Linked DNA regions of Homo sapiens: region 1 is linked to region 2. Evidence: chromatin loops called from intact Hi-C (ENCODE). Cell type or tissue: heart left ventricle. All regions are shown on one strand. Each heading gives the region's core, and the rest is flanking DNA. Links, peaks and the distances in the headings are about the cores only. Region 1 has its middle 49 kb from the start of ELN. Region 2 has its middle 34 kb from the start of TMEM270.

Region 1 (2,906 bases), core at 214-2,713, 84 kb before region 2:
TGGAAATGTTTTATCATTTTAGCTTTTACAAATAGTTACGTGACCTATTTAGAATTAATTTTGGTGTATGGCGTATGGTAGGGGAAAGCTTCTTCCCCAGTCGGCTTTCCTCATTGAAGAATGGTTTGCTATGACTCCATTTTTTTTTTTTTTTTGAGACAGGGTCTTGCTCTATTGCCCAAGCTGGAGTGCAGTGGGTGATCTCGGCTCACTGAAACCTCTACCTCCTGGGTTCAAGCAATTATCATGCCTCAGCCTCCCAAGTAGCTGGGATTACGGGCATGAACCAGCATGCCCAGCTAATTTTTGTATTTTTAGTAGAGACAGGCTTTCACCATGTTGGACAGGCTGGTCTCGAACTCCTGACCTCAAGTGATTCACCTGCTTCGGCCTCCCAAAGTGCTGGGATTACAGGCTGAGCCACCGCGCCCAGCCTACAACTCAAATCTAATCCTGTCATCCCCTGCTTACACTGTTGTCCCCAGGCAAACCTCAGCCCCTCTGGCCCAGCTTTGTAGATGACAACTGGCCAAAGTCCATGTCTCCAGCTTTCATCTCCCTGTTCTGTGGACACTAAAACCCATTTGCCAAACATATCAAACGTCTCTTTCGCCTGAGGGCTTTCCTTATGCTGCTGGTTCTGTCTGGAAGTACCACTCATCATCCATCTTTTCTGTCACTACAACCTTTTTTTTTTTTTGGAAACAGTGTCTCACTCTGTTGCCCAGGCTTGAGTGCAGTGGCGCGGTATCTTGGCTCACTGCAACCTCCGTGTACTGGGTTCAAGCGATCCTCCTGTCTCAGCCTTCTGAGTAGCTGGGATTATAGGCAGTCACTACCACACCTGGCTAATTTTTGTATTTTTAGTAGAGACGAGGTTTTACCATGTTGGCCAGGCTGGTCTTGAACTCCCGACCTCAGGTGATCCGCCTGCCTCGGCCTCCCAAAGTCCTGGGATTTCTACAAGTGAGCCACACGCCTGCTATACAACCTTTGGGGTTTGTTATAGGTCCTTCAGGGGTTAACTTAGAAGCTGTCCCCTCTTCCCACCCCAAGAGCCTTGGATAGGGCTGATGGTTCCTCCAAGCCCCAAGTCCTGCTGAACACTACTGAACACTGGATTTATTTATTTATTCATTTATTTAATTTGAAGGCAAAGTCTTGCTCTGTCGCCCAGGCTTGAGTGCAGTGGCATGATCCTGGCTCACCGCAACCTCCGCCTCCTGGGTTCAAGCGATTCTCCTGCCTCAGCCTCCCGCGTAGCTGGGACTACAAGCACTACCATGCCCAGCTAATTTTTTGTATTTTTAGTAGAAACGGGGTCTCACCATGTTGCCCAGGCTGGTCTCAAACTCCTGAGCTCAGGCAATCCACCCGTCTCGGCCTCCCAAGGAGCTGGGATTACAGGTGTGCGCCACGGTGACCCTGAACACTGGACTTAGAATGCTCTAGTATTGCCTGCCTGCTTCTGCCTCTTGACTGGGCTTCCTCCAGGCAAAGGCAGGTGTTCCTTCATTCTGAATGTCAATCAACATATTTAACCACCTGCACCACCCTTCCAGGCCATACCAGCTAATAACCAGCCCCGCCACTTGGTGGCAGCATGCAGCATGACGCAGATGAGGCTGGGGCCTGGCTGTGGAGTGAACGACCTTTGCACACCTTGCCCTGCATCAACCGCATGGCTGTTTCCCTTGGGAGCTCTTAGTGGGAGGAGGAGCTAAGGCTGGGAAGGGAAGCAGAAGCTGAGGTTTTGGCAACACAGATTCAGGAAGTTGGGGAGAAATGAGCCCAGAAGCTCAGAATGGGTGGGGTGCAGGGCCTGAGTTGGGACACAGAAGGCTAGCCCCAGGTCAGGGTTTGTGCCCCCATAAGGAGCTCCCACATGAGGCCCCGGGACCCGCCAGCAGCAGCAGGTCTTTTGCACCATCTCCCCAACGCTGTTTAGGCAAGGGGTGAACCTGAGGTCACCCAAAGCCTCCAGCCGCTCTCCCAAACAGCCGCCTACCACGGGGGACCCAGGAGGCCAAGTCAATAACCCGAAATCATAAAATCTCAAAGGCGTCGAGCATTTGGAAGGAGGAGCAGACGCAGCAAATGGGGCCTTTTCCCAGGCAGCTCGTGTGGAACAAGAGAAACAGATTTACGAGCGTCTGGTTGAAGCCAGGTTGGGGGGCGGGGTGGGGATGGGGGGTTTGGTGGAGACGCAGAACGTTTCTAGTGCACAGGAAGGATGATAAATGGGAATGAGCTGCACGGGCTCCATGGCTGTGGTTTAAGATGCGTGAAATGCAGGCTCTCTCTTTCGTGTGCTTTGTTACAGATTTGGAAGAACATAAATGTATGTATCAGTGTTTCATGGACTCTCCCAAGACCTGCAAACTCCGGTCCTCCTTCCTCTGAAAGGTGGGCCATCTGAGAGCGATGTTGGACATGGGTGTGTACCGGGGAGCACGGGCTGGTTGCCCATCCTTGGCCCTGAACTTGGACTCCCAGATGTAGCCACATGGCCCAGACCTCCCCCCGACCCGGCGGCACGGCGGCTTGAGAAAGGCCTGCCTCTGAGTCACAGGCAAGGCTCTAACGCTGTCTGTGGACTCTGGACTGAGACCCACAGGCTTGAAGGGGAAAGGGCACCCAGTTTACAGTCATGTTCATGCACACGCACACCTGCACACGCACACACCTGCACATGCATGCCTGACCACACATGCCTCCACATGTACACCTGCACGCACATGCCTGCACACACGCTTGCAAACGCACACCTGCACACACAATCTGCACACGCACACCTGCACACACATGCCTGCACACACACGCTTGCAAACGCACACCTGCACACACAATCTGCACACGCACACCTGCACACACATGCCTACACACACTTGCACACGCATGCCTGC
Region 2 (2,906 bases), core at 113-2,612:
TTCTACCCAAAGCTGATGACAATACTACCAAAAACAGATTCAATGCAATGCCTATCAAAATCCCAGTGGTGTATTTGCAAAAATGGAAAAAATCCATTCTAAAAATCAGATGGAATTTCAAGGAACATCAAATAGCCAAAACAATCTTGAAAAAGAACATTTGGAGGACCTACACTTCCTAATTTCAAAACTTACTACAAAGCTACAGTAATTAAGACAATGTGTTACTGGCATAAACATAGACATATAGATCAATAGAATCGAATTGAGAAATAAACCATTACAATTGTGGTAAATTGATTTTTGACAGCAGTGTCAAGACCATTTAGTGGGGAAAGAATAGTCTGTTTAACAGATGGTGGTGAGACAACTGGATATCCACATGCAAAAGAATGAAGTTTGACCCCTACCTCACACCATATATAAAAATTAACTCAAAATGGAGTGAAGATCTAAATGTAAGAGCTAAAACAAGAAAACTCTTAAAAGGCAACATCGTGGTAAATCTTCGTGACCTTAGACCTGGCAATGGTGTCTTCGATATGATGCCAAAAGTACAAGCAACCAAAGAAAAAATAGACAAATTGGATTTCATCAAAATTGAAAACTTTTGTGCTTCAAAGGACACTATGAAGAAAATGAAAAAGACAACCCACAGAATGAGAGAAAATATTTGCAAATCTTATCTTAAATGACTTGAGACTATGTTAAATGAAAAGCTCTTCTTGGAAACTTCTTCATAGTGGGGGTGGAGGGGGAAAGAGCCTACCCCAATGTACAGCATGCAGGCATCCTGCCCTGCCCTTTGTGGAATGAGTTTACCCAAAGAGGATCTGCTCATATAGGAAATTGGGGAAGTTAAAGTGGGGGAGGGTGGGAGGAAGGAGAGACACTTGCCCCCAGGGCAGCCACAGTTCTCTGGGAACTTGCTCACAAATTCCCTGAATTCCCCCAAATTAATTTTAGAATGAGTCCTCGAAACCCAAGGAGGCCAAGGGACGGCCCGGCGCCAGTTTGGGCAGCTCTCAGAAAGGGGACAGCATGAGGGAGAGGCCGTCTGGCCTGGCCTCGTTTCCCAGCCAGGCCCCATCCATGGGAAGGTCACGAGAGGCACGAGCCGGGGCCAACCCCCGTGCAGGGCGCGGGCGCAGGCAACAGGCCAGGAGGTCCTGGGGCCTGAGGTCTCCATTCCCACTGACATCAGTGCAAGGTGTCAGGGGGCCTGAATCATCGGGGCTGGGGCCAGCCCCCCTCCCTGGGGGTTGTGGGGAGAGCATAGCAGAGGCATGAGGCAGCCCCAGCCAGGCGGGCGGCCCTAGGCTGGGCTGGCCCGGTGACTGCTTTATAGAATTAGTGAGTGGGACTCACCACAGGGGGGAGGTGGAAATGTCATCGTCCTGGATTCCAACAGGCTGTACTCCCCCTCTTTCTGATTCACAAAATTAATTTCAATGGCTAGAGAGGAGTCTGGCAGCAGGGCCAAGGGGTCATAAACACGGGGAATATTAATAGCTTCAGCCAGGCTGCCTGAGGGGCTGGGGGGCCCTCCAGAGGGACTGATTTATTTAGTCTCCTCATTAATGATGTGGAAAGACAAGAGTTTGCCCGAGCCTGAGGCGGATACTGACCTACATCAGGGCAGGAATTGCCCATGCTAAGGACACACCACGGCGGACCATCCTCGGCTCTATCTCCCCCAGGCACTATTCCTCTTGGTTTTATCGTGGTGCCCTGGCTCTATATCCCAGCCAGGTGGGCCCAGGTGAGGCACCATTATTGAGCCATCTCAAAGCAGCAGACGGTGGGAGCTAGGCACACCAGGCGCATACCGTGGCCAGGTAAGGATCGATCTCCTTCCAGAGCTGAGATCTCAAGAATAATGCATATTCATGCATATGAACACACATGCTCAGACCTTTCCATGTTTCTGACGACAAGACCAGCCCTGCTTCCCCTCTCTCCAGCCGGTGGCTGGACATACAGGACCAAGTCAAGGTGTAGAGTACCCAGCCATCCCAGACTGGCACATGATAGAGTGAGCCAGGTGCAGCAGGAATATACATTCCAGGTAAGGATGGGCTCCTTCCTGAACAAGGACCCTAGCCTCCTTAGCCCTCCACCCCAACCTCACCCTGCCATTAATCAACCTTATATGTCACTCCCAAATCTAGGGATATTTAACACTGGGAGTTCAGGGAAATTCTACACACATGTGCATGCAGAATATATACAACACCTGTTCCCCAACACACTTGGCAGAGCCCCATTCTAGGGCATAGCTTGGCCTGCTAAGGGGAACAGAAACCAGGGCAGCTGGCACGCTCTGGCCCTTCCCAAGTCCCCGGGTCCTGAGAACATCATTCCAAACTACCCTTGGGGCCCCAGAGTCTGAGGTCACAGACCAAGGAGTCTGTGAAGAGGGTCAGCTGGCAGTGGCTTGGGGAGATCCAGTTGGGAGGCGTGCCCAGGGCCCACGCAGACGGGCTGGGGGAGCCTCCCCTGGGAAGCCCTCCACTCCCAGCTGCACACTCCTGGCTGCCAGCGCTGGGACAGACACAGACGGACTGGGCCTGGCAGCAGCTGCAGCTGGGAGCCTGCCGAGTCCTGGGCTGGAATGAAGGAGAAACCTGTCCAGCGATGAGATCAAGGCAATGGCACAAGTGTCCCCCCCAGGGAGCCGAGCTCTGTGTCCCAGGACATTCCAAACTCTGTGAACAAAACATGGGATGGGAGGCTAGCCAGGCTGGGCCAGGGCCAGGTGGCCCCCCACCCCTCCCATCAACGGATGGTTTTGCAGGGGGAGCCCAGCCTCCTCCTGCGGGGGCTGTCCCGGCCCAGCAGTGGGACCGGCTGGGAACGCAGCATGCACTGCCAGGAATACTGCCCACACAAGTCGCCTGGGGACG

Evidence for each region. A loop is a pair of places that touch in the nucleus more often than their neighbours do. Peaks named below come from ENCODE experiments on the same cell type or tissue, not always from the same donor. Only the 100,000 strongest peaks of a DNase experiment are listed, where the experiment ranks them.
Region 1: it touches region 2 in a loop (2.7-fold over the local background); 11 of 110 quality-filtered maps call a loop at or near these places.

The regions. Positions count from the first base shown.
Region 1 is chr7:73,978,003-73,980,908 of GRCh38, reverse strand. No RefSeq gene overlaps it. Among named protein-coding and RNA genes, the nearest start is that of ELN, 49 kb to the left of the region's middle. RefSeq lists an enhancer at 1,496-1,790. In heart left ventricle, for the core only: a CTCF peak has its summit at 1,593 (motif pointing right); a DNase peak (open chromatin) is centred at 1,624.
Region 2 is chr7:73,893,444-73,896,349 of GRCh38, reverse strand. No RefSeq gene overlaps it. Among named protein-coding and RNA genes, the nearest start is that of TMEM270, 34 kb to the right of the region's middle. In heart left ventricle, for the core only: no CTCF peak of the experiment used is centred there; a DNase peak (open chromatin) is centred at 1,169; H3K27ac peaks cover 2,201 bases.